3 separate regions of the Homo sapiens genome follow, and all the other regions are linked to region 2. The links are chromatin loops, found by intact Hi-C in ENCODE. Cell type or tissue: IMR-90. All regions are shown on one strand.

Region 1 (8,000 bases), 160 kb before region 2:
AGAAGCTCTCCTGGAAATGAATTTTCCCTGTGGGTTCCTTGAAGGTGGGCTCACTTCAAGTAGGTGCAGAGTTTCTTTTATGAGCTCTCTTTGTGCTCAGTCACTAGTGAGGGATAAATGGGCAGAATCTTTTCATCAGTTCTAATTTACTCATCGCCTCCCCCATTTTTCTTTTATTTTTATATTATTTCTTTTCATTAATACAGTATAAAATCCTAATTCAAAAAAGTCAGATGTGTTTAAAAGTTCCTTTTGTGTGTATATGTTACAGCAAATTGGCTTTATTCCTAGAGAATCTGACAGTTGAGTAATCATGGATGATTCCAAGGGGACACAGAGAATAGATACTGTATAATTACTATTTTTAGGAGAGATGCAAGACTTACATTTTCAACAACGCCTCTTCCTAACTATTTTCTCACCCTGCACCCAAATATGGCTGCAGAGGAGTTAAAGCTGAAAGTTCTTTTGTTCTTTACAATGATTCTTTTCACCCCTGATAGGCAAAGTGCCTTAGTATTTACAGAAACAGATTAGAATGAGAGAAAGAAGGCAGAGAGCTGTAAGAGATCAGTGAGCATGAGCTTTCTTTCCCTTTGACCTTCCTTAATTGATCCATACCTGGGCTCATCCTCATTCAGCTGCTAGTGTTCATGATTGTGGCTATTTCCACCTGGCAATTTTGAGTTACCCCAAGTAGTCATTGTAAGAATAAATGAAAAATGCAGTCCAGCAAACGTTTTTGTTAAGGTTTTCCCCAAAATGTGGGAAATGGAATTGTTTTGGCAATATAGTTTATAGCATACTGTACACAACCTATATTTAAAAACAACAAGAATAAAACAGTCAAGGATTCGCAGTTGTGATTCTTTACTTCAGTAAGTTAGGCTATTCCTTACTTCGGGAATCACAACTCCTGATAAAGTCAGCTACTTTCAGATTATGTACCATTGAGGTTTGGTAAGTTAAGTGCGTTTATCACAAATCCCTTGTTAGCTCATTTGAAAAGTCAATACAGGAAGAAGCAGATATTGAGGGTACAGTTTAACTAAAACCTAAGTTATGACTAAGTAAGAGTCAAGATTAACAATTAACCTTAGAATTCACAAAGAAAGTGGTGTCAGGGGTTATGTTGGAGTAGGAAACCTTTTTTCCTCCCCTTTGTGACTATGTGTTTTTTTAGAGAACCAGAGGACAACTTAAGAGAATCATTTTACTTAAGAGTCTGTCTTTGAAAGGGCAGATCAAATGAATGGGAAAAGAGAAATGTGTTACTTTTACTTTTTAAAATGAAATGGCTCAACACCATTTCTGCAAACTCCATATATCCCTCACAAGTTTAATGGTCTCAGATGATCCTAGTAATTTTCTTTCATGCATTAAGCAGTGTAGGAAGTTGTTTCTCCTGCCTGTTTATGCAAGCTTACTTTGAAAATGAAGTTTTTCATTTTTATTCTGATCTCTTTGCTGAGGTCCGTCTTTTATGTGGAAGAATGTAAGGAATTACAGTTTTAAGTTCACGAGGATACCCCTTGACCCTAGCCAGCAACAGTCATACATGCCTCAAAGCACTGAATCTAACCACTGATTCGGTACTGAACTGTTGGGAAGCAAGAATAACTGGCGCCCCTGGCTGGTTAAACAGCTTAGTTCTGTGTTTCTGCAGCAGAAATACTGCCTGGTAAGTGAGTATTCTGTATGGGGAAACTAGAGGAGGCTAAAGAGCATCAAAAAGATGAAAGGCACTTCCTTGAGCTTACTTTTACCATTTTTCTGGCAAGTCTGAAGAAATAAAAATCAAGTGAAGTTCACTGCTACTTTTGTTGCCTTTGCTTGAAATAGTTTAATTCAAGTTAATTAGGAGTAGTCAAATTTATCTTTAAGATTTGTTTAGTGTTCTAAAATCAGGATAGCATTTAATTTGTATTTGGAAAATATTTGTTGAGCTTCTACAATATGCCACAATATGTCACTTTGTTCAGTGCCAGGGAAAGCAAAATGGTAGAGATGATGGTAATGGTGATGATGATGATGATAGTAGTAGCTACCATTTATTGAGCTCGGCATTTGATTAAGGGCTCAACACAGATTTTTAAAATTTAGTCCTTCAATGAATGACACCTACAAAAAATTGTCTCTCTTTTACACATAAGAAAATTTATTAATGACTTACCAGGTTACAAAGTTCGTAAATAATAGAGTCAAAATGTGAATTCAGGCAGTTCTGACATGAAAGCCAATCTCATAACCCTCAGGGTTTACAACCATTTAAAACAAAACATAGTACTTGCTCTCAAAGAACTCATTCACTTTCATTTTCCATGAGATGATCTTCTCCAGCTTCTTTGATCCAACTTCCAGTCCTTTCATGTGCAGATAAATACAGCATTTTCACAAACTCCTCATCATACCTCATTCCAGTTTCTTCAATGACTAGGAACCAGATTGCAAGTCAGTACTTCCTTATCAGCTTAGATTTTCAAGATTTAAGGGAATTAGGATATTATTTGAATAACATGTTTCTGAATATAGTTGTTACTGCTGAAAGGGCAATATAGTAGAACTTAAATAAGACCAGGGCTTTGAATCTGACCTTTGCAGCCATTCTTCTGGTCTGTACTCCTGCCATTTTCCACCCTGACCACTGAGGACCAAGGAGAGTTCTGCTGGGCAATTGCAGCAGGCTTCTTGACTTGCCAGTCAGGTCTTCATGATAATTATGACATTAATACCTCATTTATCATTTATTATCTATTCAGAATGAGGCCCTGGACTAGATATTTTATGTGATATACTCTTTATCATACCCTCTTTTAAATGAGAATACTGAGGATAAGAAAAGTTAGTAATTTCTCAATGTTACATAAGTAGTAGGGCCAGAATTTGAAACTAGGCCTGTCTGACTTTTGTGCCCATGCTCTTAATCAGGATCTCGTTCTGGATTGTACATTCACATGTACACACACACACACATACACACACACATACACACACACACATACAGTGACGATTATTCTGCTAGAAGGTCTCACTGCTGTACTGAATTCTGGTTGGACAACTACACTCTACCCTTATTTTTAAATTTACCCTTTTCTCGTTTACTCTTCTGGGAATATTCAAATACTATCAGCACATCAAAGGGAGGTATAAGTGAAAAAGAGTAGAACTGCATTCACCAGAATTTGAAAAATTTGGTGACATGGTCTGAGTATGTTAACTCCTATTTTGATTTTATCTCAATTATTCCATCTGCTTGTAGGGTCAATACTTGATTTCATGTATGGTAATCTTATTTATAATTATACTTTTGTGCTTTCTGGGTATGATTGGTTATCCATAAAATTTCCTTTACATAATTTTATCATTTGGCAATTCTTGATATGCCTGTATGGTATACTTTGTGCTGTTTATGTTTTAATTACTCCTGTCTTGCTTTGTAAAAATATCTACCTACTATTACTATGTAAATTATACTGGTTTAACTTAAGATGGAGTTCCATCTTCTTAAAATGCATCTTCTCTTTCCTCCTTTGAGAAATTTCTATTGCAAGAAATGATTATTTTGTGATGAATTTTTAAGGATTGACCTCCTGTGACCCATGAACTAAATCCAATAAAAAGTATCCTCTAACCCAATAATTCTGTCAAGTTTCATCAAGTTTTCCATATTGGAAGATTTTTATTGAGATGTTGCATTATCATAAGGAAAATGGCAAATTTCAAAAGACATATTTTTATCACATTGAAGTTGGCCCAAAGTCAACTTAATAGCCTTCTTTATATGTATTATTTCCTTTTCAACAAAGAATAACTGTTTAAAAAACATCTTCATATCTAAAGCTATTTTTCTACCCACAACCCATGCCATTCTATGTTACTGATACCTTCTGATTTTATTTTGTGGTAGATTTGGTGATATCTGTAATAATAAATTCACAGAGAATGGAACTAAGCACCAAGGCAAAAGTGTCCTTCACTTTGACATTAGAACCACATTAGAAAAAACATTTAGCTAAGCCTAGCTGAGGGATGAGGATGAGGCCAGGGATGGTCCCTTTGTGGTGGCTTTCTTTCAAGCAAGAAAAATGCTTTACCCAGATTAAAAAGGAACTACTGCAGGAATTCTAACTAGTTTTCCATGGTTGAACTATACTTCTCTTTTCCCTTCTTACTTTTCTTTCCTTCCAGCTGCCCCACCCCCACCACCCACCAAATTGAAAATGAAATGACAAGAAAGAAATATGGGAGATGTTTAAAAAATGAATCAAAGCTATGCAATGATCCTTCTCTTAGTTTTTTTACTTTATGGTACATTTATACACAAGAATCACAAGGAATAGAAACATGCACATTGCAAAATAAATGAAGGCATGTGTCAGAAATAAAGAGGCTTGAGTGTGATGTGTTCACCTCTTTGTGGTGACTGTTAGGTATTACAGCTTCCCCAGCAGGAACATCATCCCTCCTACCCCCGTCAACATTCTATGTCACTTTTAGTTTTTTCTGACATCAAGAGCAAAATTAGCTACATTAAAATTGTTAGTCTTTTTTTGAAGAAGCATTTGATGTTTTGTATATATAAATAAGGATATTTATTTCATATAAATTTAAGCATCCCTATGGCTAGCCAATAAAAATTGGAAATATTTGTTACACATTTTAGAATTTACTCATTCTCTAATAGTGGCCAAAGAGTCTCAGATATGGAACTACTTTAGGCAATCACAAGGAGAGGCTGATAGAAATTGTGCTTCACTTAGTACGTGCAGTATTTTTAAAATTACTCTAAAGCCATACTATGTTTTCTGGTTACAATAGCCTCCTTTATGTGGATTTGGTAAGATTGGCCTTAATTGACTTGCGGTTTTAGTATTTTAGCTTTGAAAAATCCTGAAATTACTTGAACTTCTTTTCAAATTCTAAGGTTGAGAACCTTTTGTTTTTCAAACAGAAGACTTCCCAGAAACAGAATCATCCTTGATTTGCTTAGTTTCCTCAGTACTAGGGACATTTCAAAGGTCTAGGAATAGATACAGTTTACAGACATCACTTCTCCTTGTTAAAACACTTTGTATTAATATAAAATATTTTTTGCTAATGCATGAAAAGGTATTAATTCAGTTTTAAAAGATGTGTATTAATCCATGTGTGTAATTAATTGCTTCCAAGTGCTCCAAGGTCCTTTCAAGCAGTTCTCTTTAGTTAGTTCTCATAATATTTGCAAGAAGCGAGGGGATAGTCTTTTGATGTTTATTTTATTGAAAGAGGCATCTATATACCAAGCTGATAGACTATTTGGCAAAAATTATTAAGGACAAAAATGAACAGACTATATTGAAAGGAACTTGATCTCAAGAGTGAGGCAACCATCTATTAATACCTCTGTTTCTGTCTACCTCACAGTCCATAGAAGCATCTTGTTTACATAGTTATTCCTTTTCAGGGTGAAGGGAAACATAACTTTTCCTCCATTAATTAAAAAAAAGTTATTAGTAAGGTCATGCATGCTCACTAAAAAAACAAGCATCCAATGAAAATTGAAAGTCCATTATACCCTTCTTCATTTATTTCTATTACAAAGAGTTTAGAAGTTCATCAATTGACTAGTAAAGCATACTAGTTAGAGGTCACTAAGTTATTATATCCTATATTTTAGTTTTAGATTTAGCCTTTATTTAAATGATTCCTCTTCATTCCTCTTTTTTCTTGTTATCATTTTTAAGTTGTATCCATTTTTTTCCTTCTAGTTTATACCCATGCCTGTACTCTATGGTGTGTTCCTGTATATGGGAGTAGCATCCCTTAATGGTGTGCAGGTAAGTTTTTGAATAGCAATGTAAGTACAGTAGTGTTTTTCTAGTAGTAAGAATAGTCCAGTAACAGATCTTTGAAGAAAAGTGCTAATCATTATTAACTGCTGAGTTTTTAAAATGCATTTATTTTCTACTTCACCATTCACCTGCTTTTCATTTCTGGTTTAATCAACAAGTTAGCCAGTATTAAGAAAAGTTGCCATACATACCCATTGTTTAAATAGGCTGTTAAAAGTCATTTAACCAAGAAAGCAAGAGGCTATAATCTTTCTTTTCCTTCCCCTTACCCATCTTTATCTCCTTTTTACTGTCTCAGGAAGGATACCTAACTCTTTCTGTGTGTTCTTAAAGATAGTGTTTATCCATTTGCCTTAACTCTATACTAAAAACAGGCTATTGATTTGCTTTTCACATGGCTATGATCAATAATCAAAAGTTTTTTTACCAATAAAAGAATAAAGTCAATGTGGTTGATGTATTGCTTTTGTTGAAAACTTCAGCTATTCATAACTTTGGGAAAACTGACACACTTTTAATAAAATCATTATCAACTGGGCATGGTGGTGCACACTTTTAATCTCAGCTACTTGGGAGGCTGAGGTGAAAGGTTCACTTGAACCTGAGTTTTAGTCCAGCCTCAACAACATAGTGAGACCCTGTCTCTTTAAAAAAACCAAATCATTAGGGAGAACTTTGTAAGGGACTTTGTCTTTCAATTGGGTTTTAATTAAATTGGCACCAGGAAACTGGAAGTACTTATGCTGTTTTCTGGCACCTTGTTAACTGTAGCCTTATTTAGCACTTAGTAATATTTTAATGGGAAAAGACTGCATGTCCTGTGAACATCATAAGAATTTATTTGAACCCCTTCAAAATAGTCCTTGCTTTTGCTTATTGAATTCAGATTAATTTGGTTTTAAAGTCAGATAGAACTGGGCAAGTGGCCAGACTACCAAAAAGAGAAAAGGCTACTTTACTTTTCTCTGTTTAGGTCTGCTGAGTAGAGTTCGTCATCTTTTGGATATTTGTTACAAAATACAAGGTGGTTCTTCATAGAGTGGACTAGATGAATGTGAGTTTATTTGTGCTCATGAAACTTTTGGGAAGCATAAATCTGTAAAAATATTTTATTTTTACCTGCCATTGTAAATATTCTTTATTTCCCAAAATGGAAAAATGTGAAACAGAAATGGCCCACAGACAAATAGTTCTTATTTTTATTTGCTCTTAATTACCTGGTCTAGATCAGAAGTTTAATTCTATGTGTTTTAGGGGCTTTATTGGTTGAAACTCAGTGCATGTTTATTTAATTAAAAAGAAGAAAAAATCAACCACATAATAATGATGGGGAAAAACAACCAGGGTCCAGCTAGTAGATTTCTTAAATTCTGCAATGCTATTGCCCCTAATGGCTTTTCTCTTTCTTTCTTTCTCGATTCTCCCTTGTTTAGACCTTTTTGGTAAGATTTCATTTAGAAAATTTTGTAATTTGTAAAGAAATTTTGTAACCCAAACTTTATAAATGAGAAGGTCCTCACCAGTCAAAAATAGTTCTAGAGGGAAAAAGAAAACCCTTTAAGTAGGAAATCACTAGAGAAGATTGTGATGGTCTAATTTACTTTTGCACTTCTTTCCCTCCAGAAAGAAAATAGAGATATTATTTCAGAGTTCATATTGCATGATTATTCAATTCAATAGCTATTTACTGAGCATCTTTCATTGAAAGATCCTGTGATAGGTTCTTGAATATCTTCCCATTCGTCACTGGCAAGGTCAATTCGGCAGTTATTCTTTGAAGCACAGCACCTGACACACAGATGCTCAGTAGTTATTTCAATAGCTGTTTATACATCACCATACGATAGCATCCCTTAGATTCAGATGTTGACCCTGAAACTCACTGTAGTATTCATATGGCTTTTCTCTGAAAAGAAATGGTGATAGATTGCTGAGTGTATTAGTCAAAGTATGCCACTCAGATAAGTAATATGGAATTTATGAAAACATAATGTATTCCCATTTTTAAGTTGGATACTTCCTTTATATCCTTAAAACATTCTGGAAATGTATTAATATATGATGCATAGTGTCATCTCCTCTTTGTTCAGATAAGACAACTGAGGCAGAGTAAGATACATGAGCTAGACATCTTCCTTCAGCATATTAGTACTAAAATAGGCAAAAGAT
Region 2 (8,000 bases):
ATTTCATCTTGAATGAGTTTAAGTAGTTGTGGATTTCAAGCAATTGGTCTATTTCATCTGTATTTTAAAATGTATGTGCATAGAGTACTTCGTAGTATTTCCTAATTTTTCTTTTAATACCTCCATGGTCTGTTATGATATCTCTTCTTTTGTTTCTATTTTCAAAGTCTTTGCAGTGTTATTTGGACCAGACCTATGTGTATAACTATTCGGTGGCCAGTCTAAGACCTGGGCGATGATTTAACTTTTAGTTTAGTTTTCAGAGTCTTTGGTATGCTGATTAGGGCAGATCCATGCCTGTATAGTTTGGAGATCAGCCTAGGAGTTCAGAACCAACTTTACTGGGTTGCTTTTCTCGGGTTCTCTCCATGATATCTCCATTACTTTCCAGTTCCCTGAAGCTCCCCTTTTCAGTCTTGCTTCCAGAAAGCTGGACTTTTATTTAATCTGTTCTGCCTGGCACTTCTGATGATTGTACCAGTGCTGTGGCTAAGTAGTAGAATGATAGAGAAGGAAGAAAACAATGGGGCTCACCCCACCCTCTTAGGTTTTGGGATCTGAGCTCCCCCACGTGGAGAGACAGTTTCTAATTCCTCAGAATTTTAGATACTTGCAGCATCCCCTGCCAAGTGACCCCTTGCCCACTTCTCAAGTCTAAACTATGGGGCTTCCCCTAGAGCTCTTTCTGTTTTCAGTGATGCCTACTTCTGGTTTTTAGGCTGGTTAGAGTTTAGGCCAGAGGACATCAGTGGAAAACATGGTACACACACGAGTGTTTAGGGTACTTTAAATTTGGTCTTCATCAGTCATCTGCCTGCTGCTGTTTACTTTTCAGAGTCTTCAAATGTCTACTTCGTGCATTCTGTATAGGTCTTTGGTTACATTCAGTGGGAGAGACAAGGTAGAATGCGCTTTCCTCATCTTACTCCACACAGGAATTGAATAGAAAATTTTTTATTAGATTGCAAAGTGATGTGCTTTGAACTGAAGGACTTTTGTGATAAGTTTCATGGACAACACTGAATATCCTGGTGGAAAGGTGATGCCAAGGGGATTGATTTTTTGGAGATTAAAGTTAACTTCTTAGTAGCCTCTCCCAGGGCTGCCTTAGCTCCCAAACTCATCATCCCCTGCCCCTGCCCCTTTCTAGCGTGCTTGAAAATCTCATATTAAAGAGTTGAGCTATTATCAACTCAGTGACACAATTTGCCATAACCTTCAGTGGCACAGGGCTGCAAACTGAGTATCTGCAAACAGAATTCTACCTCCATTGGCCCATTTTTCCAATCAGTTGTCTACTGATGGTTTAATCTGTCAACATTTGCTAATTTTATCATTATTTCATGTGACATCTGTAGTAAACTTAAAGGCCATTGCATATAAGGTTTATTGAATGAAGCATATAATTCTTATATTTTATAGTTTCACTTAAAGTTATTTTAAATTTTTTTCTTAGGCTGTTAGCTAACCAATTTAGCATGTGTTGAAATGGCAAGAGTTTACTCCTGCCCTAAAGTACATAAAAAGATGATTACATGTAATTTGGTGGAATACTCCTTGCATTTATGTTACCAGTTAATCCTCCTGTAAGCAGTTTAGTTGTTCACACACTGCAAAGTATGTGGATTAGGGCGAGGCAAAGACTGTGTGGGAATTTATAAAGATCAGGAACACTAGTTGGCCTGGTTAAATCCAATTTTCTCTTCTTTATGACCAGCTTAGAATCAGAATATTGTCCCTGAAATGAACATTAGAGGCAATTGACCTAACTTATAAAAAAAGAAAAGCAAATATAGTTAAGTGACTTGCTTCAGATTATACAGCTAGCAGGTGACAACACTAGGCTTAGGGTGTAGATCTTCTGGCTTCCAGCCTATTAGACCATGTTTACAAAGCAATTCTATAAACTCATCATTAGCTGGAAGGGTGTTCAGGGTGTTAGGAGCCACCAACTGTAACAGGCACACAGGGAGTTTACATCCCTTTAAAGCCTGCACCCTGGTCTTACTTCCTATTTGGAGTGGTTAAACTTTCATATGCTCACATGCATGTTCAGCTTGAAGGTTAGGAGAGGGTTAAAGGTCAGAACCATGCACTTTGGTCATTTAGAAGCAGGACAATATCCAAGCTTTCACCTTGGTATATACTCAGTTGCATCTTCCACAACAGCAGTAACAAAGGCAAACATTCTTTGAGAGAATGTGTGTGGCAGGTACCAGACTGGTCACTGGTGATAGAAAGGGTAGCCCTGGTTTCGTTTCTGCCCTCAGTGAGCTCACAGTGTAGCTAGTGATAGTTGGTTTGTGTCTGCAGAATACTCCCTGAGCTAAAGAATATATAATTGGAGGTCAGCTTTTTTTATTTCCCTTTCCCCTTTCTCCAATTTTGTATTTATTCCTATTTCTAAATGTGGGATGTGTATTCAAGTACTACTTTAATTTTATTAGCCTTTTTTGAAGTCCTGAGGCATCTTTCAGTGAACAAGAACCAGGGGTGTAAGCAGACAGATTTCCTAACACTGACTCATTAACGGGGTAGCCACACTCTTTTCTGACAGCCTGCGGTCTCGGAGTGCTCCTGAAGTGTCTAGGTTCTTGTTTTCATCTCTGTTAGCATCTAAGGATAAAGGGTTTGGGGGTATTTCTAGACCCCACTCATTCCTGGTTCTGGTTTCTTATGATCTGCTCTGTCTTGAGTGTCTGGGCTGCATCCCCTGCTGCATTTGCCCTGGCTTGGGCCATATTCTCTGACTCACAGCTCCCTATCAGCACTAATATTTTGATTGGGCTCACCCTGTTGCACAGAATAAAGTATCAGAAAGCACCTATACTGCTTCTGAAGAAATGCTAAACAATAAATTATTTAAGAAAAAGAAAATGGAGAAATATGTTGTGGTGTTTGGAAGAAAGGCGTGGGGCAAGTAAGGGAATGGTTCCTGGTAATAACTATAGTTAGTTTTTGCTCTGCTTTTTTACCTTAATTCTGCTAAGTTATCATATCAAATATTTTCAAAAGTGGTGATAGCTAATGAGGGCAGAGGAGCAGGGTGGAGCTTTGGAATTTTATTTACCTCAATGATTTGGTGCCTCTTGCCTCTGGCCTCCTTGGCATTTCAGGTCTTCAGGGATTTAAAACAATACTTAAGAGAACATGGCTACTGTGTTCAGATAATATGTAGTAATATTTTTAATTGAAGCAATATAATTGATAGCTGTTGTAATTAAACAGAGCCAATTAAAGGAGGAACCAAATACTTTGGCTTCTGCAATCTAGGTTCGGTATCTTTAAGAGTTACTGGTCTGTGTAGATTTTTGCTAAGATTGGAAGCCCACTGTGTTTACCTGGAGGCCTTCAGGCTGACTCTCCACTCTTTGAGGGGCATCTAAGTGAACACAGGCTGCAAATACAGCTCAGAGGGCTCTTAGATGGCCCTGTTGAGAAATTTTAGCAAAGATGGATTAAATCAAAAGACCTAGGTTCCTTCTGGACTTACAGATCAAGGATCTGGAAATTTTTACAGCATCTTAGACTGGAGAGGATTCCATGAAGTGTTTCTGGGCCCATGGCTGTTCTGTGCAGTCTCTGAACCAGTCCATAGCCACTGGCTTATGTATACAATTATTAGGAGAGAGGAGTGGTGAATGATCTGAGGGCATCCAAATGGCAAGGGACCAAATCATAATAATTTAAAAAAATACCCACTGCCCAAAATAGTTGCTAACATTTATTAACTGTGATCTTATTGTGTGAACATTTATTGTGTGATCTTATTCAATCATTACAATACCCTTTAAGGGATGGACACTATTATTTCCCCCAATTTTTAGATAAGGAAACTAAAAAATATTAATTACTTGATGTCTCATAGACAGAAAATGGAATTTTTCTTTTTGAATGGCTCAAAGTAAAAAGGAGGACATTACTGTTTAAATGTCTTGTTTTTTATTATGGTAACAATATGCAAAAAGTTTTAGATCTGCAAGACTCCCTTTGATTTTATGGTGGGAAATCAAAAACCCTGCAATACTCATTTTCCCAAGATCATGCAAGTAGTAAATGACAGAGCTGAGAATAAAACTCATGATTTTTGACAAACAAGGCAAAGAAGTCCTTTTCACTAACTTCTTGATGGCAGAATTTAGAAGGTTATGGAAGTGGTTGGAAGCCTGCCATTATACAGTAACCAGAAATTTGCTACCACCTAGTGGGTCAATTGAGTAATTTACATTTTCAAAAGCAGTTTCAGATATTGCATATTGAGCAGCATAAACATACACACACACAAAGAAGGAGAATACAAAGAATATGGGGTGAATAGGGATTTTGAAGATTCTCTAGTCTATTGCCAACATTTTGCAGATGGGAGCGTTTGAGTGTGAAGAATTGACAGGCTTCTCCAAGGTCACACAATAAATATAATGGAGGCAAAACTGGGAGTAAAACTCCAGTCTCTTTGGTTTTGGTTCAGTGTTCTTTTCCTCTGGTACTCTATAAATAGGAAAGAAAAGGTTCTTTCAGTTAATGGAATCCAAAATCAAAGTATTTGCCTGAAGTATTTTGAGGCTTTCAGCACACATATATCATTCAACTTTCTATTTTGGCAGTCAAGTCTTGGTTATATTAGTGGAAAGGAAAATGTTTGTATGTAATAGGGACATATATCTGTATATCCATATTTATATACATTTATGTTTATATACCTGTACTTATAATTATACCTATACTTATATACCTACACTCAGAGTGCTCCTAAAGTTGCTAGGTTCTTGTTTACATTCCTGTTAGCATCTAAGCATAAAAGATATAGGATGTTTCTTGATGCTGTATCCTTAGATACTAACAGGGATGAAAACAAGAACCTAGCAACTTTAGGAGCACTCCAAGACCTGAGGCTGCCAGGGGTGTTGAGGAAACCAGAAAAGAGTATAGCTATCCCCTTATTGAGTCAACATTAGGAAATACGTCTGCTAATATTGCTCATTCTTATTCACTGAAAGATGCCTCATAACCTCCAAAAAGGCCTATAAGATAAAAGTAATTCTTAGTCTATTTATCTTAGGCTAATACTAGAATAAATTTCCATTTCTTGGGCACGTAATAACTTGTGATATACTGGAAGTAGGCTGGATGGCAGTAGAATGCTGTTCAGTATTTTTTTAAAAAATAGTTAATAAAACAGATGAATAGACTGTAAATAATCGAGTATATATTGTATAAAGTATGCTTCATGCCATTATTGTCATAGTGGTAAAGGAGTTTTATAACAAATTTTAAAGAAGCTGATTTCAAAAACATTTTTATTTCTATTTTTGATAAATTTATTTTGCATATGAAATAGCACATAAGATCTACCATAATACACTTTTAAATATTCTTAAGAACTGGTTTGTTGTATCTATACATGAAATGGACCATTACTTAAAATGGTGGGTCCTTCTTTGTCACATTTGTTAGATTCTTTCTTAAAACAATCTATCTTGGGAAGTAAGAACTGTTTGACTGTGTTCTTTTGAAAGACAGCAGGGGAACTAGGGCAGAGACAAACATGGGCTCCTCTCAGGAAAAAGCAGTCCTTTTTTTTCTTGGATGATTTCTAAAATGTCCCATATGGAGATTTTAGAGAATTTCTTGGTTTTTCACCCCTTTTTTACATGCTCTAGGTATGCTCCTCCAAGACACTCTCATAGGTGGAAGCCACCATCAAGCATCTTGCCATCTTCACTGTACTCATTTGTCATCATCTTCAATTTTGCAGGATTGTAAACACAGTGAAAAATTTCAATATACATTCAGTAATTTTAAAATGACAATGAGAGAAAGAAAGAAAGATAGAAAGAAGGAAGGAAGGAAGGAAGGAAGGAAGGCAGGCAAGCATTAAAACTTTTAAACCCAAACAAAAATACACAAAAGGAATCTGGCTGCTTGTTTGGATACATAGGTAGAAAAATGTCTTTCTGACCGAAGCAAGAACAATTTCCTCCATTACAACTTTGGCCATCATTTAGATAAGCTGCTTTTCTTTAACCACTATGCCTAATAGGCAGAGATAGGGCAGGATCTAGTTGAGATCCACCACCATCATTTAACTTGTAGCCAATCACTTAATCTCTGTATGTGTTAGTTTCCTAATATAAAACTGGTGTAATTATTATAGCTATCTTACAGTTTTTTTTGGTGTGTGTGAATATGACATACTGCAGTTAAAGTGTTTAGAACAATGTTTGGCACATAGTAAACAATTTTAAGCTATTAGAATAACTAAGAATGGGTTGCAGTTAGTTTTTTTTCTTTTAATTTTAAAAAAATTTTTGCATACATAGTAGTTGTATATGTTTATGGTATATATGAAATGTTTTGTTACAGTCATGCAATGTGAAATCATCACATCATGAAGAATGGAGTATCCATCCCTTCAAGCATTTCTCCTTTGTGTTACAAACAATCTAATTACACACTTAGTTATTTTGAAATGTACAATTAAGTTAGTATTGACTATTATTGACTATTATAGTCTCCCTGCTGTGCTATCAAATAGCAGGTCTTATTCACTCTTTCTACTTTTTGTACCCATTAACCATTCCCAGCCCCCCGCCAACCCCTCACTACCATTCCCAGCCTCTGGTAAACCATTCTTCTATTTTCTATATCCGTAAGTTCGAGTGTTTTGATTTTTTAGACCCCACAAATAAGTGAAAACATGCAGTGTTTGTCTTTTTGTGTCTGGCTTACTTCATTTAACAAAAGGATCTCCAGTTCTATCCATGTTGTTGCAAATGACAAGATATCATCCTTTTTTATGGCTGAATACCACATGAGTACCCTGTGTGTATATGTACCACATTTTCTTTTTAAAAAAATTTATTTTAAGTCCCAGGATACATGTGCAGAATGTGCAGGTTTGTTGCATGGGTATACATGTGCCATGATGATTTGCTGCACCTATCAACCGGTCATCTAGGTTTTAAGCCTCACGTGCATTAGGTATTTGTCCTAATGCCCTCCCACCCCTTGCCCCCAACCCTCCGACAGGCCCCGGTGTGTGTTGTTCCCCTCCCTGTGTACATGTGTTCTCACTGTTCAACTCCCTTTTATGAGTGAGAACATTCAGTGTTTGGTTTTCCATTCCTGTGTTAGTGTGCTGAGGATGATGGCTTCCAACTTCATCCATGTCTCTGCAAAGACATGAACTCATTATTTTTTATGGCTGAATAGTATTCCATGGTGTATATGTACCACATTTTCTTTACCCAGTCTATAATTGATGGGCATTTGGGTAGTTCCATGTCTTTGCTATCACAAATAGTGCTTCAATAAACATACGTGTGAATATGTCCTTATAGTAGAATAATTTATATTCCCTTGGGTATATACCCAGTAATGGGATTATTGGGTCAAATGGTATTTCTGGTTCTGGATGCTTGAGGAATTGCCACACTGTCTTCCCAATGGTCAAACTAATTTACATTCCCACCAACAGTGTGTAAAGTTGTTCCTATTTCTCCACATCCTCTCCAGCATCTATTGTTTCTTGACTTTTTAATGATTGCCATTCTGACTGCTGTGAGGTAGTATCTCATTGTGTTTTTTTTTTTTCATATGTTTGTTGGCCAAATAAATATCTTCTTTTGAGAAGTGTCTGTTCATATCCTTTGCCCACTTTTTGATGGGGTCATTTGTTTTTTTCTTGTAAATTTGTTTAACGTCCCTGTAGATTCTGGATACTAGCCCTTTGTCAGGTGGGTAGATTGCAAAATTTTTCTCCCGTTCTGTATGTTGCCTGTTCACTCTGATGACAACTTATTTTGCTGTACAGAAGCTCTTTAGTTTAATTAGATCCCATTTGTCAATTTTGGCTTTTGTTGCAATTGCTTTTGGTGTTTCAGTCATGAAGTCTTTGCCCATGCCTATGTCTTGAATGGTATTCCCTAGATTTTCTTCTAGGGTTTTTGTAGTTTTGGGTTACATTTAAGTCTTTAATCTATCTTGAGTTAACTGTTGTA
Region 3 (8,000 bases), 580 kb before region 2:
CATTGTCACCAAGTGTTATATAAAGATTAACAAAAAGTATATTAAATCATATTGCTCTCATTAAAAATATTTATTTTTTTCAGAGATGACCAAAAGGACTTTGTACCATAAATAAAGATATTTAAAATAATTTTTATTTCACTTTTTAAGATATGTTATATAAAGTATATAGTATATCAGTTTGTTATACATATATGTACACAATATATGTACCTATGAACATACATATGTACATACATACATAACACCGATTAGGGTGTATGCTCAAAAGTCTTTACTGATAAGATGTACAATTCAAAGTATTTGAGTATCGGCTGGGCACGGTGGCTCACACCTGTAATTCCAGCACTTTGAGAGCCAAGGCGGGAGGATCATTTGAGTCCAGAAGTTTGAGACCAGCCTGGGCAACGTGATGAAACCCAGTGGTGCAGGACTGTAGTCTCAGCTACTTGAGGCTGATGTGGGAAGATCGCTTGAGCGTGGGAGGCAGAGGTTGCAGTAAGCTGTCATCGTGCCACTACACTCCAGCCTGGGTGACAGAGCAAGACTGTATTAATCTGTTTTCACGCCACTGATAAAGACATACCTGAAACTGGGCAATTAACAAAAGAAAGAGGTTTAATCCACTCACAGTTCCACCTGGCTGGGGAGGCCTCACAATCATGGTGGAAGGCAAGGAAGAGCACATCACATCTTACGTGCACGGCAGCAGGCATAGAGAGTGTTTGTGTGGAGAAACTCCTGCTTTTAAAACCATCATATCTCGTCAGATCTCGTGAGACCCATTCACAATCATGAGAACAGCACAGGAAAGACCCGCCCCCATGATTCAGTCATCTCCCACTGGGTCCCCACATGTGGGAATTATGGGAGCTACAAGATGAGATTTGAGTGGGGACACAGAGCCAAACCATATCAAAGACCCTGTCTCAAAAAAAGAAAAAAAATTGGGGTATCAAAGACAGTCAATTTTTTCCTAAGATGGGTCTCACTCTGTTGCCCAGGCTGGAGTGGAGTGGCATGATCTCGGCTCACTGCAACCTCTGCCTCCCAGGTTCAAATGATCCTCCCACCTCAGCCTCCCAAGTAGCTGAGATTATGGGTGTGAACCACCGTGCCAAGCTAATTTTTGTATTTTTAGTAGAGATGGGGTTTTGCTATGTTGGCCAGGCTGGTCTCAAGCTCCTAGACTCAAGCAATTTGACTGACTTGACCTCCCAAAGTTCTGGGATTACAGGCATGAGCCACCACACTCAGCCAAAGACATTCAAAATTTGACCCAAAGTTCTCCATTCTTAAGCTGGCCTGAATTACTCTCAATCCCTAAAACAAGTCTTTATATTTCTACCCTAGTGTCTTAGTATCTAAGTAAATCCTACCCTAACTTTCAACTTCGAGTGTCTCCTTTTTTTCTGGGTTACTCAAATATTCTCCGCCTTTGAATTAAAGACTTAAATGTAAGGCCTAAAACTATAAAAACCGTGGAAGATAACCTAGGAAATACCATTCTGGACATAGGATCTGGCAAAGATTTCATGAAGAAGATGCCAAAAGCAAGTGCAACAAAAACAAAAATTGACAAATGGGATCTAATTAAACTAAAGAGCTTTTGCACAGCAACAGGAACAATAAACAAAATAAACAGACAACCTGCAGAATGGGAGAAAATATTTGCAAACCATGCATCCTACAAAGGTCTAACATCCAGAATCTGTTAGGAACTTAAACAAGCTGACAAGCAAAAAACAAGAGACCTCATTAAAAAGTGGGCAAAAGTCACAAACAGACACTTATCAAAAGGAGATATGCATGTGACCAACAAGTATATGAAAAAAAATGCTCAACATCATTAATTATTAGAGAAATGCAAATTAAAACCACAGTGAGATACCATCATACACCAGTCAGAATGGCTGTCATTAAAAAGTCAAAAAATAACATGCTGGCAAGGTTGCAGAGAAAAGGGAATACTTATACACTGCTGGTGGGAATGTAAATGAGTTCAGCCATTGTGGAAAGCAGTTTGGCAATTTCTTAAAGAACTCAAAATGGCATTACCATTCGACCCAGTAATCCCATTATTGAGTGTATGCCCAAAGGAATATAAATTGTTCTACCATAAAGACACACATCACATGTATGTTCATTGCAGCACTACTCACAATAGCAAAGATATGGAATCAACCCAAATGCCCATCAGTGATAGACTGAATAAAGAAAATGTGGTACATATACATCATGGAATACCATGCACCAAAAAAAAAAAAAAAAAAAAAAAAGAATGAGATCATGTCCTCTGTAGCAACACAGATGGAGCTGGAGGTCATTATCCTAAGTAAACTAACACAGGAACAGAAAACCAAATATTGCCTGTTCTCACTTATAAGTAGGAGCTAAACATTGCGTACACGTGGACACAAAGAAGAGAAAAACAGACACTAGAGCCTACTTGAGGATAGAGGGAGGAAGGAGGGTGAGGATTAAAAAACTACCTATGGGGTACCATGCTTATTACCTGGGTGATGAAGTAATCTGTACACCAAACCCTTGTGACATGCCATTTACCTATATGACAAACCTGCACATGTACCCTTAAACCTAAAATAAAAGTTAAAAATGAATCCTCTTATCCGTCTTCAGGGACCTGTGCTTCAAAGACTCCTCTGACCTCTTCAATTGCCAGAGTTCTCTTGTAATGTTAATTATTTTTTTTTTTAAGAGATGAGATCTTGCGCTATTGCTTGGGTGGGGGTGCAGTAGCACAATCATAGTTCACTGCACTCTCAAACTCCTGAAGTTAAGCAATTCTACCACCTCAGCCTCCTGAATAGCTGGAACTACAGGCATGTGCCTCCATGCTGGCTAATTAATTTTGTTTTTTAAATTTTGTAGAGAAGGGGGTCTCACTTTTTTGCCCAGGCTGGTCTTCAACTCCTGGCTTCAAGCAATTCTCCCACCTCGGCCTCCCAAAGTGCTTAGATTACAAGCATGAGCCACAGTGCCTGGCCTCATTTTGTTAAATGAATGTCACTTACTATTTTCAATATGCTCTTAGCACTTAGTGATATCATACTTATTTTGTTAAATGAGTGTCACTTACTATTTTCAATATGCTCTTAGCATTAAGTGATATCATACTTTGAAGCATCTCTTTTATTGTATTATTTGTTGTAATGCGTATGTATCTTATTTTTGCAGCTTCTCAAAGGCAAACCTCGCTCATATACTTTTGTATCCCTCACTGCACCTAACATAAGTCTATGCAAATAGTAGATCCTCTGTGAAGATTTGTGGAATCAATACCTTTTTAGGAAAACTCAAGCTGAGGGGAGATATCTTTGTAGTTGAGAGAGCTCTCTGTGAGAGGAGGTTGTGTGAAGGCAGTCATGGTGACAGCCTTTTCTTTCCAGTGACACAGTGGGAGGAAAGTTCTCCCCTGTACACATCTATCCCGTGCTGAGAATGTAATCCCCATGATGAATATCAAGTGAGTGATACATGCTAGAATCTCAAACTATGACACTAAAGGGAAAGAATGACGAGATAATTTTGTCTTCTCAACCACTGACTTTTCTGCCTTATTCATCATGAGATCATGTTCACTAACAACGGCGGATGGGAGAGTGGGGATCTGTCTGTCCATCTCATACTAGTTTGGCATCTCTGTAGAAAGAAAAATTGACAGAAAAAGCAACTGTTTCCTTTTTAAGCATCCTTCTGTTTGCTCCTTTCTGTTTTGTCTGTTTCTGAAGTGCACTTTCGCCGTCCCTCTAAAGATGTTGGTTCTTTTATAACAGCAGAGGTCCTCCTTGCTCAGCAGTCCTCCAGGATCAAGAAACTACTCATCCTAAAAGCTCGAGATCACTGGGAACTGCGTGACTTAAACAGATGATTAAAGACCCATTGTCTGTGCTGTAGCTGGGTTTATGATGCCTTTTCATCACGACACCTGCCAACATTTCAAGGTTCTAATTAGCTGCCAATCAGGGTAAAAAGCTCAGAATAAGCAGCATTGTGCCTGGAATTACTATGTGGAAGTATATGCAAATTACTTGGGTTAAAGATAAAGAATCTGCACTTTAGAGAATGAAAAGCTGTATTAATCTAGGATTATTAAACATTGGTAAATGCATTATTGACCTTGTCATGATGCCAGATTGTGATCAAGAGCCATCCCAGATTTTCTGGACAGTGGTAAAACATGCTGGCTCTGGCCTGGCTAGTTCCATTTGAATAGCAGGGAGCAGAAAACCAAAGCCTATACTAATCTGAGTGTGTCTGGAGTCCCGAGCCCATGAGATCGGGACAAGCTCTACCCTGTGCCACCCACATTTTCCCATCTGTATCCATCTCCCACTGTGTTATCAGACACTCCAGATGGAGCTTCCTGTACCATTGTTAATTATTATTATTATTTTTTTCTGTTCACCCATAATGTCTCTGAATCTACTGGCACTGCAACTGTTGTCTTTGTTGGAAAGAAATGATAGCCTTCCAAAATGGTGATGACGGCATATCTTTGTGAGCTTTTAGGAGCAATGTGCATACTATTTAAGTTTTAAAAAATAATAATTTTGTCCTGACACTTTAAAAAAGTGAATTTCTTTATAATTAGTTCCAGTGTTTAGGATTGCTTTAAAAATCACTAGTGTTTTTTCCTTTAAACAAGAAGAAAAGATTCAGCTTGTTTTTCTTGTTTGGTATTTTTTTTTGGATGAAAAGCACTATAGAAATGTAAGCTATTATTAATCCACCCCTTCTCCAGACACATGTTGACGGGGGCTCTAAAATGTATATCAGCTAACGGCATGTCTCAGCTCAAAGAAAGCTGCAAAATTATCTTGAAGCATGTTCTTCGAATTTGCCCAAAGCCTGTCTATTTCCATGGAAATAGAAGTGGCATCCTGCAGCTGAGGCTGCTGTTGGTTTTAGCAGTTACAGCAGGTTTAGCTGGATGGATACTACCTCCTGGACAATACTTAATGCTTTTTCCTAAGTGTTTTTTATAGCAAGGGTAGGGAATGAGTTAAATTGTGCCTGGATACAGAGGGACAGACAGAGAGATCTTGTAGATTTCCTCCAAAGCCTTGCATATTATAATAAGATCTTGATGACTATTACTTCTGTTGCAACTGCCTGCTTACTGGTATTGCATAGTAAGATGAAGAAAAAAATCATCATGTTTTGCCCAACAGCTTTACCAGCTGTGTGCCTAGTTGGAATTTTCTAAGTAATACTTCCTTTTCCACTATTGGCCACAGCTAGTGTTAACTGACCCTAAGCAATCCAGTAATCAAAGTCTCTGTTATCATTGTCCTCTTTGGGATATTAAGTACATGCATGTGTGTATCACTGTGTTGGGCACTGCATAGGCCAGACAGAGACAGCTAAAGGCCACTCCAATGCAGTGAACATGTGGAGGACATGGTGGGAACTAGCAAGCCCCTAACACGATAGGAGTTGACAAGCCTACAGACTTGCACTGAATGCCAATTAATGTAAGTGCATTTGATGAATTACCATTTTTTTTTTAACCAGGGTGAGATTTGTAGAAATTTGTGCAAATTTGGAAAATTTTTATTGTAATTTGGAAATGAGTGATAGCACTGAGTCCTTCTTAGTTTCGTATCCCTGAACCCCTCTAGAAGAATTGTAGGAGCCTTAGGTTGTTAACATGGGAACCATTAAGACATCTTCTTAAGGTCTCACTTGGATCCTATTTCCTGAATAGCTCTGTGAGGCTAAGCTTTACCGTATGTTTTAGTTATCTGTTCACCATGAAACTCTGGTTTAAACAACAATCATTTGTTTGCTTATGATTATCTAATTTGGCTATGACTCAGCAAGGACAGTGTGATTCTGTCCTATGTGGTATTAACTTCCAAGATGGCTGGCTCACATAGTTGGCAAATTGGAACTCAGCTGCGGGAGTCAGCCAAGGGTGCCTTGGTTGGCAGGATTCCCAGGTTCTTCTCTGTGTGGCCAGCGTGGGCTTCCTTACAGCAAAGTGGTCCAGGGTAGTCGTATTCCTTACATTATGGCTGCCTTCCTCCAGAGTGCAAACGCAGAAGTCCCAGGCCTTTTTTAGGCTAGTCTTGGAACTAGCACAGCATCACTTCTGCCAGGTCACAAGGGTGGCTCACTTTCAAGGAGAGGGACTCCATAGATGTGAGTCCTAGGAAGTGTGACTCATTGGGGGCTATTGATGTAATCATCTCCCAGTTTGGTTTCCTGATTCTTATGGCTGTCGCTGCCCTGATACCGAACTTGGCACCCCCGTTGCTCAAAGTCTTAGGGACCTGCCCTACTCTTTCTAGAACTTTCAAGGACTGAAACTCTTCTTTTCAGGCTTTGTCCTCTTGGTAGCTATCAAATACCTTGCTCTGTCTTGCTGGCACAACCATTGATTTCCCCATGAAGTTTTCTGGAGGCTGTCCTAGGCCTTTACTATGCTCCTGGCTTGCAAACAGAGTCCTGAATGCATTGAGGTATACGGGATGGTGTGCCAAGGAGGTGGGGAACTGTGAGACATATACATGAATCATCTTACCCCAAAGTTGATTTTACCTGAAAATAAAGATTTTCAAAATTCTCATTTCAATCATTATATTTTTATATGAATTAACGTGGTTATATTATGAAATAAAATATGAGGTTCTATTGAATTTTCAAGATAAAACACAAGGCTTCAAGAATATTTAAAGCTTAGTCAGGCTGCTTGAAGCTATACTCCCAGATTCCTGGGCCAGGGGTATATTCTCCCATGTCACTGCTGGCCTGTTCAGTTTTTGTATCAGAAACTCTCCTACTGGTCTTGCTTATCATGCCATCCATCCATGTCCAGATTAGCCTATACTGTGGCCTTGGCCTTGGTGATAGTGCTTATAAGGCTTGTTGTCTACACCAGTTTTCCTGTAAAGGGAGAAAGCTCTTTGGTGAAGGAGGAGGAAATGTACATTGTTTCTGTATCCTCATTCTGGGACTCAAATCTTGTTCTAAACTTTGCTCCATTAAAACCAGACCCTCCTACTTGCTCTGTGTACTTCTCTTGCCACTTGCTTTTCTAGCCTTTCAATATCACTGAATACTAGAGTGTATTGCTCCGAATAGAAGCCCCAGAGGCCAGGGATTCCCTCCTCTGTTGCTGTCTTTAGCATGGCTGAGGGCCTCAGTAGCGCTGAGCTTTGGCAATTGCTCATTTCTAATTATCTGGTCTTTTGCAAAGTCCACAAGGCTGTACTAGTCCACAGGCTGAGTCTGTTACTGTGGACCCCAGTCCTACTTCTTCAATAGGGAAAGGGTAGTGTCTGGAGAGCTCAGTGCTGAATTTTAGGTAGGATGTTGGGAGTGCCAGCAAGCTTTGCCTCCTCTGTGCAGTTAAGAGCTGACCTTCAGCTCTAAACCAGCAAGGATGATGAAGCTTCCTCCTGAGGGGGATGGCATTTGGCATAAACCATAGTTAGTGCTTGCTAGGGGTTACAGTTGCCATGAGTCCATCGCTGGGCTCCGATAAGCCTTTAAGTAACTGCAGAGGAATAAAGCTGTTCTTTAGCATAAGTTCCATGGTGTGTATGTATGTATGTAAATATTTTAAATTCAATCTTCTTTTATCTATTAATTTATTTTGAGTTGACAAATAAAAATTGTGTATATACATCATGTACAATATGATGTTTTGAACTGTATATAGTGGAATGGCTAAATTGAGCTAATTAACATATGTATTACCTCACATACTAATTTTTGTGGTAAGAACACAATCTACTCTTTTTTTTTTTTTTTTTGAGACAGAGTCTCACTCTGTTGCCCAGGCTGGAATTCAGTGGCACCACCTTGGCTCACTGCAACCTCAGCCTCCCGGGTTCAAGAGGTTCTCCTGCCTCAGCCTCCTGAGTAGCCAGGACTACAGGCCTGCACCACCATGCCTGGCTAATTTTTGGATTTTTAGTAGAGATGGGATTTTACCATGTTGGCCAGGCTTCTCTCGAACTCCTGACCTC

Evidence for each region. Peaks named below come from ENCODE experiments on the same cell type or tissue, not always from the same donor. Only the 100,000 strongest peaks of a DNase experiment are listed, where the experiment ranks them.
Region 1: it touches region 2 in a loop (3-fold over the local background); 9 of 110 quality-filtered maps call a loop at or near these places.
Region 3: a loop joins it to region 2, with 8 times the contacts of the local background. A loop is called at or near these places in 6 of 110 quality-filtered maps.

The regions. Positions count from the first base shown.
Region 1 is chr4:71,549,393-71,557,392 of GRCh38, forward strand. SLC4A4 (solute carrier family 4 member 4) reads left to right here. Exons shown (of 26, transcript NM_001098484.3): 21 at 5,748-5,816. Among named protein-coding and RNA genes, the nearest start is that of GC, 230 kb to the right of the region's middle. In IMR-90, CTCF peaks have their summits at 1,641 and 4,414; DNase peaks (open chromatin) are centred at 1,579 and 4,419; H3K27ac peaks cover 148 bases.
Region 2 is chr4:71,709,604-71,717,603 of GRCh38, forward strand. No RefSeq gene overlaps it. Among named protein-coding and RNA genes, the nearest start is that of GC, 70 kb to the right of the region's middle. In IMR-90, CTCF peaks have their summits at 559 and 4,188 (motif pointing left); a DNase peak (open chromatin) is centred at 4,168.
Region 3 is chr4:71,127,530-71,135,529 of GRCh38, forward strand. It overlaps a transcript of SLC4A4 not described here. Among named protein-coding and RNA genes, the nearest start is that of SLC4A4, 56 kb to the right of the region's middle. In IMR-90, a CTCF peak has its summit at 3,800; DNase peaks (open chromatin) are centred at 3,532, 3,832 and 5,152; H3K4me3 peaks cover 671 bases; H3K27ac peaks cover 1,802 bases.